Linked DNA regions of Homo sapiens: regions 1 and 2 are each linked to region 3. Evidence: chromatin contacts called from ENCODE Hi-C data. All regions are on one chromosome and are shown on one strand. Each heading gives the region's core, a stretch centred on a gene start or an enhancer-like site at or near the end of the contact. The rest is flanking DNA. Distances are from core to core; before and after follow the strand shown. Region 1 holds the start of ALG9 (ALG9 alpha-1,2-mannosyltransferase). Region 2 holds the start of TIMM8B (translocase of inner mitochondrial membrane 8 homolog B). Region 3 holds the start of DDX10 (DEAD-box helicase 10).

Region 1 (4,261 bases), core at 233-2,732, 3.2 Mb after region 3:
TTTGTTTTTTTTTTTAAGAAAATACAGTTATTTTACTAGGAGTCACACTTGTATATTATTTGTCTCTCGATTGGTAATAACACCTATGCTGCAAAATCAAGAACAAAAAGAGAAAACTAAAGAAATCACCTACTGGCTCCCAGTAGTTGAATGTTTCATCACAGTCAGAGATGTTGCTCAGGAGAGCAGCACATAACCTTGCTGAAAGCAGACACTTGAAAGCAGTAGATCCTTCAGGTGCCCAGACTTGTCCTGCTTTGTTCCCAGATAACCTGTTCAAAAGCAAAAAAAAAAAAAAAAAAAAAAGCATGTCAGGAAGGACCTGCTAATCAGAAGACCTAAATCTAGATAGAAAGGACAAAAAGGGCAAGGGACATCAAAGCACTTAAGTTATTCACCTAAAAAGGTGAATAGCTAGTTGTTTTTTCTCAGTAAAATTAATAAAAATTCAGATTTTTAAGAAAAAATTTTTATGAGATAGGGTCTTGCTATGTTGCCCAGGCTGGACTTAAACTCCTAGGCTCAAGTAATCCTCCTGCCTCAGCCTTCTGAAGAATTGACTTTAATCACTCAATCACTCCTTCCACTTCCTGCTTTTAAGGCATAAATTAACTCATACACTTTAGCTCAATGCATTTATGTCACTCCATTTATCCCAAGCCAACTAATCACTCACTTGAAGGCCACAAAGCTGTCATTCTCCTTTTCTTTCTTTTCTTAACAAGGTCATTGCTTTTGATGGCTTTATTCATTCCCCCTTATGTTCAGATAGAAGCCTAGGTGCAAGGTACATAGCCTACTCCAATTCCATATGTTGACAGCTCCCTTAATGCAGTTCTAACCTGCAGCCTCCAGGGTTTGGGAAGAGGTGATGGCGGGTTGGATGGGCCCAGTAAAGGGTCGGGACTTGAGGGAGAATAAAAGGAGCTGTGAGGAACAGCCGTAAAAGGTATACTCTTTGATCCTGTCTACATCTCCCACAGAGGCTGTGCCCACTCTAGGCCTGGCCCAGGAGCATCACAGATCCGCACTCCAAGGCAGTTTTACAGCGCAGTGGAGGGATCTAAGGTGGGCGAAGACTGAATGCTGACCCGCCCAGGAAGACCAATAGGACCTAGCTGAAGAGGGAGCTCGGGCCTCCCGCGGTGAGGCCAGGCCGGACTGAGCCCCGCGCGCCACAGCTAAGACCCTCCCGGGGGCAGCCCCGAACCGCCCCGCCGGCCGGCCACGCCCCTGCCGCGCCGCACACGTACTCGGTCCGGTGCTCCGCGCCGCCCGCCTCTCGGCTGCCCAGCAGCTCCCGCAGCTTGTCCGCAGCCGGGGCCGTATCCCCACTGCTGGCCCCGCTGCCCTTCAGGCGCTGCCGAGCCCCTCGACTAGCCATGGCAAGCCTGGGGAAAAAAGAATTCGGCACCCTATGAAGTCGGTGAGCGCGCAGACATAGCTTTGGCTGGCAAACGGTGTCCGCCGAGGGACAAAAGACCTTGACATGCGCAGAAAATACTAAATTATAGCGTTACTGGGCCAATTGGGGCAGATCCCCGAGTAGCGAAGAAATAGAACCTGAGGAGTTTCTTCATCAGGGCTGTCCCATCCACCTGCTTCTAACTCTAGCCATTCCTACCTCCCTCCAACCCTCTTTTCCGTCACTTTTCAGCATTCTCCATTCTCAAAAAAAAAAAAAACCACCTCTCAGCTCCCCTATTTAAATGAAAAAACAAATAGAAAGTGATTAAAGAAATCTACATAGTGAGATGTGAAGTATTCAGTTAAATATCACAGCACAGCTATCTACTAAAAGGTCCTTAAAATGTCATTTTTAACACCTTGCCTTCTCTGTATTTTGGTAAGAGTGACAGAGGCAGCCTGTAGCTAAAAACTGCTTCAGAGAGACAAACCGGTAATGGCAGAGTGTAGACTGATGAAATTCTGTGCGGCAAATTGAACCAGATGTCCATCACTGTCATCGCTACTACGGCATTGTGGTAGGCATTTTACATATTTTATCCTTTTTAAACTTAATACAACAACCTTGTTTTATTTACCAGGAAACTAAATAAACTTGGAGCTAGTAAATGGTGGAGCTATGTTCCAGCCCAGGACTATCTTACCGGAAAGCCCATGCTCTCTCTTCCCACCAGATCTGGTGAAAGGTCTTCATTTCCTACAATCATTTTTATACTGGCACATTGATGATATCATACCTGTGACCCCCATATCTTGGGGGTCATTCATCTAATCCTGACACTCTATCCACTCCTCTAATCACAGAGCTATATCCTACCCTGTCGAGCTCCATGCCAGTAACTGGGACAAGTTTATAGAGGGAATGCTAATCTCTTGACAAGGTCTCAGAAGGTTGTGATTTCCTACTAAAAATTCCCAAGTATTGAAAATGGAGATTGATCATATTGCTCAATTCTCACATGCAGTCATTAGTTACCAAGTTCAAATATCCAGCTTAACTCTTTTTTTCTTTTCTTTTTCTTCTTTTTTTTTTTTTTTTTTTGAGACAAGAGTCTTCCTTGCTCACCCAGGCTAGAGTGCAGTGGCACAATCTCAGCTTACTGCAACCTCTGCCCCCTAGGTTCAAGAGATTGTCTTGCCTCAGCCTCCCTAGTAGCAGGGACTATTGCCACCACACTGGCTAATTTTTGTATTTTTAGTAGAGATTAGGTTTCGTCATGTTGGCCAGGCTGGTCTGGAACTCCTGGCCTCAAGTGATCCACTTACCTCAGCCTCCCAGAATGCTGGGATTATAGGCGTGAGCCACTACACCCAGCCTAACTGTATCTCATATACCCATCTCCTCCTTTTCATTTAAGTCTAATGCAGGTCCCTCCCTGTCTACGTAGGACTAACACAATAGCATCTCCACAGGGATCACTCATCTCAAATTCATCCTGTGCAACATTAACCAGTTAATTTTCCAAAGCACTACTCTGGGGCACTTCCTTAATAAAAAACCACCGGATGTTTTCCTATTGCCTACCAAATAAAGTACAAACTCCTTATTCTAGCATTTGGTATTCATGAACTCCAGCCCCAACTTACCGTTCCAATCTTATCTCCCACTACTTTCCTATGCACACTTTACATCCCAGCTAACTAGCCTAGAAAGTGCCCCCAAATGCTCCCTTATCTATATCTCTGTTTATGGATGTCCTCTGCCCAAAATGCACACCCTACTTGCCTAACAATTCTCCCTTCACATTCCTGCCCTTGTTTTAAGATCCAGCTTTCAAACGCTACCTTATACATGTACCAAGCACTACTGAGGATAGAAGAAAGGGATAAATCACATTACCTGCCATCAGTTAGCAAAATAGTCAATGTGGAGAGCTCAGCAATAGATGTGTCTGTAAGAGATCCCTTGATTCTTTATCCCACTCCCCAAACTTACTCGTATGGCAGTGTTTCCATCCAAGTTAATGACACTTCCAATCTTCTAGGTATTCAGGTCAAAAACCTAGTAGTCTTGCTTAATTCCTTTATTTCTCTAACCCCACACCTCTCTCACCCACACACAAATGTTTAATTCATCAGCAAGTCCTTCCAAATATTATCCAACCCAACATTTTACCACCTTGGTCCAGGTCATTATCTCATTTGCATTACTGCAATAACCTCCTAATTTGTCTCTGTACTTCCATTCTTGCCTTCCCAAGTGCTTTTCTCTAAGAATAAATAAGACAGTCATGTCTCTCACAGAATATAATCCCAAATGTGGAGCCTAACTATTAACAGGAGCATACATTACTTCACATTAGAGTACCGCATTCTGCAGAATCCTAAGCTAATTTTCCAGTGTCCCTTAGAGATACTTACAACAGAAGGCCCCAAAATCCAGAGAGGCAAAGTTTAATCACAGTTGAACGATTACTGTTAAAGACTAGGGAAGAAGTAACAGAAAGTAGCAGAAAGAACATGGGCTTTAGAGTCAAACAGACCCAAATGTTAACCCTAAATCTGACACTTTATTCGTTCCATGACTTTCAACCACAGAATTAAAATGGTGATGATTATAATAATAATACCAAAATTAATGTGGAATATTTGCAATTTCCCAAGCTAATAAATGTTAGTCTGATGCCAAAAACTACTCTCATAAGGTGATTTAATGAAATGATACAACAAAGTTAAGGGAAGAGTAATTGACAGTGTGGAAAACATATTTATATTTGATGAGACACTTAAGTTCTACTGCCTGTTCAACAATAGAGCATCTAAAGTACAAGATGCTGTTTTGTTTATTGTTTTA
Region 2 (3,769 bases), core at 1,270-3,769, 3.4 Mb after region 3:
TTCACAGTAGCATGACAGTATAAGACACCAGCAGTAGATACAACTATGATGACATTCCATGAGTTGGTATTTTTAGTTCTAACTGCTAAATTTGTTCTCTTTACGGGACAGATTTCTAATAAAGTGCTTGGTCTTAAAATACATGGTTGGACAGAGGTGCCCTATCCCTTAACTATGAGCAGGTGCTACCTTTTGGGATATTTATTTTAAATTTTAATACTTTGGTACTCAATTGTCAGTGTTCCATGGTGTGTATTTTTATTTTTGGGATTAGTGGGGGTCTAAAGGGAGAAGAATAGTCTCTAATTACTACCTCTTAACCTAAAGCAATTATTTTGTTCCTGGAGCAAGTTAAATCTTTGTTGGAAGGAGCTTTGGCCATATATTTTTTAGCATGCATTGTTTCTGTGCCCTGAAAGTACCTGAAAGGTTTTAAGCACAGACTCAGGAAAATGTGCCAGTAGAACAGGCCATCTCCAGGAAATTGGCTCTATTTGGGTCCTGACCTTCCCTTCCTCCCAAGTTAGCAGGCTTGTTCTTTCGCAAGGAATACACATCTTGCCTTTTTTTTTTTTTTTTTGCCATGTTTTCCTTTTCTTGGTCATGTATAAGCAATAAAGCTGTTTTTTGTTCTTCATCTTTCTTAACCCCAAATTTTCTTCTATGCCTTAGGCTTCGATGGTTCTTCCAACCCCCTTAATATGGCTTAGGGTGGTTTTTCAAAACCTACAATCCCCCATTTGCACTACTGGCCATGGAACATTTATTTCTAGTGTTCCTGCCAATCAGAGATCTCTATATTAAATTCTAAAATGGGATTAAAAGAAGAGTTGGAGAATTCACACTTATTGAGTAACTGATGTCATACAACCTGGAATTTCTGAATTCCAAATAAATAAATTTCACTCTTTGAACATTTCATCTTTTACTTTTTAGCACCAACAGACTTGATAACAGCCTGATGCTGATCTGACAATGGGTTGATAGCCTTCCCCCACTGACCCTTAAATCTGCTTAGTAACAAGTCCTTTGCTTCTGTCATTCTCCTGGGGGATGGCCTACTGCCCTCCTTTCTGTACAATCTGGGCAAACCGACTGGTGATGGCAAGAGTGGTGTCAATGAAGCGGTCTACACAGCTGGAGAGACAATTTTCAGTGCGAGAGTCTAGGCGATTCCCTGGCTTCTCCACACATTTATCCCAACATAACTCCATGAAGTGATGCACCTAAAAGGAAAGAAAAATAGTAACCATTGGGGTCTGCAGATAGGCCTAACTCTTGTTTATTAACTTCTCACTTTTTGACACCTGACAAAACCATTCTTTAAATCAACCACGGAGTCACTTTGGGCTCTTCTCTTTCTTCATTTCCTAATTAGTCACCAATATTGATCCAGATCCTCGTCCCTACAGATTGTACATTCTCAGGTAGGACTAATAACCTTTTATATTCCCCAAAGTAGCTAGCACCATTGTGAACCAACTAGGGAACCAATTAATTTTCCCAAACTATTGCACTCATTTTATTCCAAACCTATCCCCTAGACAAGGTAATTCTTCCATTAACCTTTTGGGGGTTATGGATCCACTCCCCAGAAAAATGCACATACAGGCACAGAAATTATGTGCACTGTCATTAGAATGTTCAGGGCCCAAAGATTTCTAGCCAGGGTTCTTGCTGGTCATCCGAGCACCCTCTTCCTCCCACCCAAAAGGAAAAAACCATTTTACCAAGAGCTTACTATTTGTGAGGCTGGGTACTAAGAAATCAGTTCTCTCTAAGGTCCTCAAGGATAGCTGTCATCACCTCCCATTTAAGAGGCGTGATTATGTAGTCCAAGGTCATGTAGCCAGCAAGAAGTCAGGCCGCGTTAGAACCATGTCCGAAGGGCTCCAAACCCTTGTTCTACATCCATAGTCTACAGCGACTACTTCAGAGTCCACCTTCCTCCGATAATGTTCTAGTCGTTTTCAAATACATTGTCGCATATGATCCTCACAATCCAGTGAGGCAGTGGGGTGACGGCGACACCAAAACCCACAGTGGATGAGTATCTTTTCTACGGGCACGTGGCCTGCAAGGAGCAGAGGGAGGATGAGAACCCAGATCTTTCGAATGCCAGCCCAGTCATGTCGCCGGCTAACTAGTCTCCCGTACCCTTGCGTCGCCCAAATCTTCCCTGTTTTACACCTTTTCTTTTCTCCACGCTACGCTTATATACCTGGCACCTGAGCACTACCGGTCACCAGGGACAGGAGAGCCATAACTTTGTCTTTCGTGAGGGGAATGGGATGCAGCCGGGATCGAGCACCAGTGAGCCGCCAGTGTACAGACCTCCGAGCGTGCCCAGGACCACCAAGGAAGGTGAAACTTCCTTTCCCTTCACCCTCCCCGTCCCCGCACCTGTGCAGTAAACTGCGCCTTCTGCTGCTCGGCGGCCACCAGGCGCTGCAACTCCGCTTCATCGGCTTCGCCCAGCTCCGCCATTGTTCGCCTCAGGCTCGCCACCTTCCGACAGCTGTGTTTGCGCATGCGCGACGGGTGTGCACCGCCTCTCGACTTCCGGTTCACCCAGCATTTCCTCTTCCCTGTTTTCTTTCGTCGTCGTGGGTGGGAATTGTCGCCTAAGTGGTTCCGGGTTGGTGGATGACCTTGAGCCCTCAGGAACGAGATGGCGGTTCTCTGGAGGCTGAGTGCCGTTTGCGGTGCCCTAGGAGGCCGAGGTGAGGGGTCTTCCCACCCTGAGGTGCTTAGCGTAGCCTCCAGCCAGGGAAGGGGATGGAAGTGAGGACTCATCTGCCGGGTGGGAGATCTCTTGAGGAGAAGAAAATACCGAAATCACAGCAATGACCACTGTAGTCTAGGGGTCCAGATGTTTACCCGAAGGTATATTTCACTTGCTGTGAGCTGACGAGTTGAGGGAATAATCAGAAAGAGAGCTCCCTCTGGAAGTCGCAGTCCTGATGAGGCTAATCCACATAGCAGTTCTGTTTTCTCCCCGTTCACTGTCCCTAGAATGCTCCCCACTCGCTCCCACCCTGAGTCGGGAAAGAGGGTTAGGAGCTTGCCCATTTCTTCTGGAGTTGGTGTGTTTGGATGTGGGAGTGGAGGGGGGATCAGTTCGAAAATCATTTAACCTGGGCATTTGTGTTACCTCAGGTACTGTAGTAATGCTAGGATACAAATGTGAAGAAAACGTAGTTCCCGCCCTCAACGAGCTTTCATTCTGATGAGGAAAACACTGTCATAGTAGTCCGGGCAAGATGAGGTCCTGAACTAGGAAAGTAGCACAAAGAAAAGAAGATTGTCTCAAGAACTGTTAAAGAGATACGCCAATAGGATTTGGCGATTGAATTTAGGGGAAAAGTCTCTCATGATTTCCAGATTACTGAGTTAGGTTAAAGAATGCCTGAGGTGTCATTAAATAAAGTAGGGAACATGCAGATGTTCCCTGGTCTTAACTTCACAGTAACCCCAGTGAAATAGATGCTATCTTCATTTTACAAATAAGATGTTATCCCCTATTTATTGTTAAGTAGCTTACCTATGGTCATTTAGAAAGTTTGTCAGTCCTGTTAAAGGAGAGGTTCTTATGATCATCCTAATGACTCTTTCCTCAGCTCTGTTGCTTCGAACTCCAGTGGTCAGACCTGCTCATATCTCAGCATTTCTTCAGGACCGACCTATCCCAGAATGGTGTGGAGTGCAGCACATACACTTGTCACCGAGCCACCATTGTATGTTCTCTCCATCGCTGCTGCTTTCTGGG
Region 3 (4,022 bases), core at 929-3,428:
GTGTGTGCAACCAAGCTCGGCTAATTTTTTTGAATTTTGGTACAGGCAAGGTCTCACTATGTTGCCCAGGCTGGTCTCGAACTTCCGGGTTCAAGCAATCCTCCCACCTTGGCCTCAGAAAGTGCTGGGATTATAGCTATGAGCCACCGTGCCTGGCCCCTAGATGTTATTGAGGTCTTTCTCTTGGACATTCAGTTTTCCTAGAGTTGAACCTTCCAGTTTCTTGCCTGGGGCGCATATATGCCTGACTCCTACAGTTTTAGGAAAAAAGTGAGTTATAGCTGAGGGCCTTATCGTTCTGTAGGTATGCATATGTGGTATACATATGTAGTAAAATACACATCACATAAAATTTACCATTTTAGCCATTTGTAAGTATACAATTCAGTTGCATTAATTACATTCTCATTGTTGTGCAACCAATCTGCAGAACTCTTTTCATCTTACCAAACTGGAACTCTGCACTGATTAAACAGTAACCCCCTGGTTGCCTGAGTCCCTGGCAACCACAAGTCTACTTTCTCTATTATTTTGACAACTCTAAGTTTCTCATATAAATAGAACCATATATAGTATTTGTCCTTTTGTGACTGGCTTATTTCACTTAGCTTAATATTCTTAAAGTTTATCCACGTTGTGGCATGTGTCAGAAATTCCTTCTTTATGAAGGCTGAATAATATTCCATTTTAGGTACATATTATGTTTTGTTTACTCATTCATCAGTTGATAGACACCTGGGTTGCTTCCACATTTTAGCTATAGTGCTGTGGTGAACACGGTATGCAAATATCTGAGACCCTGCTTTCGATTATTTTGGCTATGCATACCCAGAAGTGAAATTGCTGGCTCACGTGGAGTTCTATTTTTAATTTTTTGAGGATGTATATACACTTTCATGTAATCACTCCTTATTGAGCTTTACTGTCTACCACATCTAGTGTTCCTGAGTGTGGAAATTCTCTTGTTCACCTCCTGTCCTCACTCCCTTCCAATAAGCCATGTCTTGTTTGGAGGATGGGCATAGAGTTGAGAGTAGTGATCTGGATATGTGGGGTTGGAAAGGAAATTTGAGAGCCCAAAATTCTGCCTGTGAACTTTGAACTCAATTTTCCAATCTCCTTTGCTACAGCTAAGCTCTCCCACCCACATCCGGTGTTTTCCTGGAGGCTGTAGGTAAATGTGTCAAAAAATTCAATTCATTGAAAGCCAGTTCACTTAAATGTCCAACTTGCAATAACTTTTCTATTACCTCCTTTTTTTTTTTTTTTTGACGGAGTTTCACTCTTTCACCCAGGCTGTGGTGAAGTGGGGCGATCTTGGCTCACTATAACCTCCGCCCCCGGGGTTCAAGCGATTCTCCTGCCTCAGCCTCCCAAGTAGCTAGGATTATAGGTGTGCACCACCACGCCTGGCTAATTTTTGTATTTTTAGCAGAGACAGGGCATCACCATATTGGCCAGGCTGGTCTCGACCTCCTGACCTCAGGTGATCCACCCACCTCGACCTCCCAAATTGCTGGAATTACAGGCGTGAGCCACCGTGCCCGGCCTCTATTACCTACCTCCTTACGTTTAGTTATCATTTTGTCTCCATAAAAGCATTTTAAGGCAAATTCAATTTGATTCCGTTCCAGTTTCCTTGCTGTTGCAGCTAGAGTCTGAGGGGCCCAGAGGAAAAGGAAAACCCAGAGGGGCATAAGAAGAATATAGAATATTCATTTTTATTCCTGAGGAAGTACAACCACCATGGATGGAAATCAGAAGTCACTAACTAGCTGTTTACTTCTGGGCAAATCTTTTGGCTCGTTGGCCCGAAAAGTGCAAAACGAGGGTCACAATTTTCATTCACAGATTGTATGTGTTTACACACATACTCACGAACGCTTAGCAAAGTTGAACCTGGAGCAAATGTGTTAATAGCCCTTAAAGGGTCAGTGTATGACGTCACCATAGTAACAACAACAGTGCGCATGCGTTTTTTTTTAAAGAGCCGGCGTGCTCCCGGCTCGGCTCAGCTCGCCCCCTTCCGTGGAGTGCTGCGCCCCCGTTTCCCCAGGCTGCCCCTCCCAGCAGGAGCCAATTCGCCAATCACAGCCCTCCTTTTCCTGACGTCATTGGCGCGTGCCCCGGTTTCAAAAGCTCGGGGGCGGGCTTCTGAGTTCGCGCATGCGCCTCTGTGCGTTTGTCCCATGCTGGTTCCGTGAGTCTGGCCTTAGGTGTCTCGTGTCTGGGGTTGATCCGAGCTGTCGCCGCCGCCGCCGCAATGGGCAAAACGGCCAACTCTCCGGGTTCGGGAGCCCGACCCGACCCGGTGCGGAGCTTCAATCGCTGGAAGAAAAAACACAGCCATAGGCAGAACAAAAAGAAGCAGTTGAGGAAGCAACTGAAGAAACCCGAATGGCAGGTCGAGCGCGAGAGTATCAGCCGCCTCATGCAGAACTATGAAAAGGTGAGGCCGGCGCTGGGGAGGGGGCTCGGGCCGGCCAGCAGCGGGGCAGCGTCTCACTGCGGCGAGGAGTTGCAGAGTGGAGGCGGCGGATCTGTCACCGGGACCCGGCCGGGAATGAGAGGTCACGCCGGGTGCCACAGCTCAAACCTCTGCACCGTTCTGGCCACTCTTCTGCTTGCCACACTGTTCCTAAAAAAATAATAGAAATGCGGCCGTACCTAAGGGTAGGGAGACTAATGCTGTAATAGCTACAGTCATATTCATATTAATAATACTGATGACAATAGTGGTAATAATGACACCTACATTTTTAAGCACTCACCATGTGCTTACAGTAATTGTTTGACTTGATCTGAGGTATGGATATTAATAATCCTATTTAACAGATGAGATAATTGAGGTTCTAAGAGGAATGAAACTTGTCCGAATCTTTCACGCTTAGTAGGTGGTGTGGAATTGGAAGCTAGATCCATGTCTTTCTAATCCCAAAGCCTTTGCTTTTAACCATGAAGCCAGACTGCATCCCTCAACATCATCTATGCTCCTTCCTGTGGCCACCTCATTTTCTCCACAGGCTTCATGTCCCCATCCAAGAATTGGCCTAGAAAAGCTGGACCGCTGGTCTGTTTCTGTCACCTATCATCCCCACATTGTAGCTGGTGTTCCCAGATGAGTATACCTGTAATGATCACTTTGACCTCCTGACTTCTTCCCCCAACCTCCAGACTCCACAGGTCTGTCAATTCCTCTTTTCCCTTTCCCTAAATCCCATGTTTGTTGGTCTTCACCCACATCTTTCAGCTTCTCAGCCCCCTTCTAGTGCAGTACAATCAGGGATTTAACAGATGGAACATTCTTGTAACTAAGGTTGCCATTGTAACAAATTACCACAAACTTGGCGGCTTAAAACAACAGAGATCTTGAGGTCAGGAGTTCGAGACCAGCCTGACCAACATGGTGAAACCCCGCCTCTACTAAAAATACAAAAAAATTAGCTGGGCCTAGTGGTGGGTGCCTGTAATCCCAGCTACTCGGGAGGCTGAGGCAAGAGAATCGCTTGAACCCGGGAGGCAGAGGTTGCAGTGAGCCCAGATCGCACCATTGCACTCCAGACTGGGTGACATGAGTGAGACTCTGTCTTAAACAAACAAACAAAAAAGCCCAGCAACAACAGAGATTTACCTTGTCACAGTTCTGGAGGCCATACGTCTGAAATCAGTTTCACTGGGCCAAAATCAAGGTGTCAGCAGGGACTTGCTCCCTCCAGAGGTTCTAGGGGAGAATCTGTTTCCTGCCTCTTGTAGCTTCTGGTGGCTGCTGGCATTCCTTGGCCTGTGGCTGCATAACTCCAGTCTCTGCCTTCTCCTGTGTCAGTCTATCTCTGTTCCTCTGTTATAAGGGCGCTTACGATTGCGTTTAGGGCCTACACAGATAATCCAGGATAATCACCCCATCCCAAGATCTTTAATTTAATCACATCTGAAAAGTCACTTTTGCCATGTAAGGTAACATTCATCCCTTCCAGAAGTTAATACATGGACATGAGTTGGGATCATTTTCAGCACCACATCCT

The links. Hi-C counts contacts between places; a loop is a spot of excess contacts on that map. Pooled maps may share reads with other maps.
Region 1: a map of B cell shows a loop between it and region 3 (8-fold over the local background). The contact joins the promoter of ALG9 here to the promoter of DDX10 in region 3. A Hi-C loop is called at or near these places in 4 of 168 maps with a recorded cell type or tissue (B cell, CD8-positive, alpha-beta T cell and naive thymus-derived CD4-positive, alpha-beta T cell) and 10 of 50 pooled maps.
Region 2: a loop to region 3 is called in a map of CD8-positive, alpha-beta T cell, with 8 times the contacts of the local background. The contact joins the promoter of TIMM8B here to the promoter of DDX10 in region 3. A Hi-C loop is called at or near these places in 3 of 168 maps with a recorded cell type or tissue (CD8-positive, alpha-beta T cell and naive thymus-derived CD4-positive, alpha-beta T cell) and 9 of 50 pooled maps.

What each region holds. Positions count from the first base shown.
Region 1 is chr11:111,870,099-111,874,359 of GRCh38, forward strand. ALG9 (ALG9 alpha-1,2-mannosyltransferase) reads right to left here and starts at 1,483. Exons shown (of 15, transcript NM_024740.2): 1 at 1,254-1,483; 2 at 134-272. The coding sequence starts at 1,384. It overlaps FDXACB1 (ferredoxin-fold anticodon binding domain containing 1), which reads right to left. Exons shown (of 5, transcript NM_138378.3): 5 at 3,958-4,261. RefSeq lists a silencer at 1,119-1,428.
Region 2 is chr11:112,084,237-112,088,005 of GRCh38, forward strand. TIMM8B (translocase of inner mitochondrial membrane 8 homolog B) reads right to left here and starts at 2,520. Exons shown (of 2, transcript NM_012459.4): 1 at 2,404-2,520; 2 at 564-1,226. The coding sequence starts at 2,487. The coding sequence ends at 1,059. SDHD (succinate dehydrogenase complex subunit D) reads left to right here and starts at 2,637. Exons shown (of 4, transcript NM_003002.4): 1 at 2,637-2,723; 2 at 3,621-3,737. The coding sequence starts at 2,672. NKAPD1 (NKAP domain containing 1) reads left to right here. Exons shown (of 6, transcript NM_018195.4): 6 at 1-914. RefSeq lists enhancers at 2,075-3,274, 2,638-2,907, 3,601-3,769.
Region 3 is chr11:108,662,891-108,666,912 of GRCh38, forward strand. It overlaps DDX10 (DEAD-box helicase 10), which reads left to right and starts at 2,179. Exons shown (of 18, transcript NM_004398.4): 1 at 2,179-2,449. The coding sequence starts at 2,264.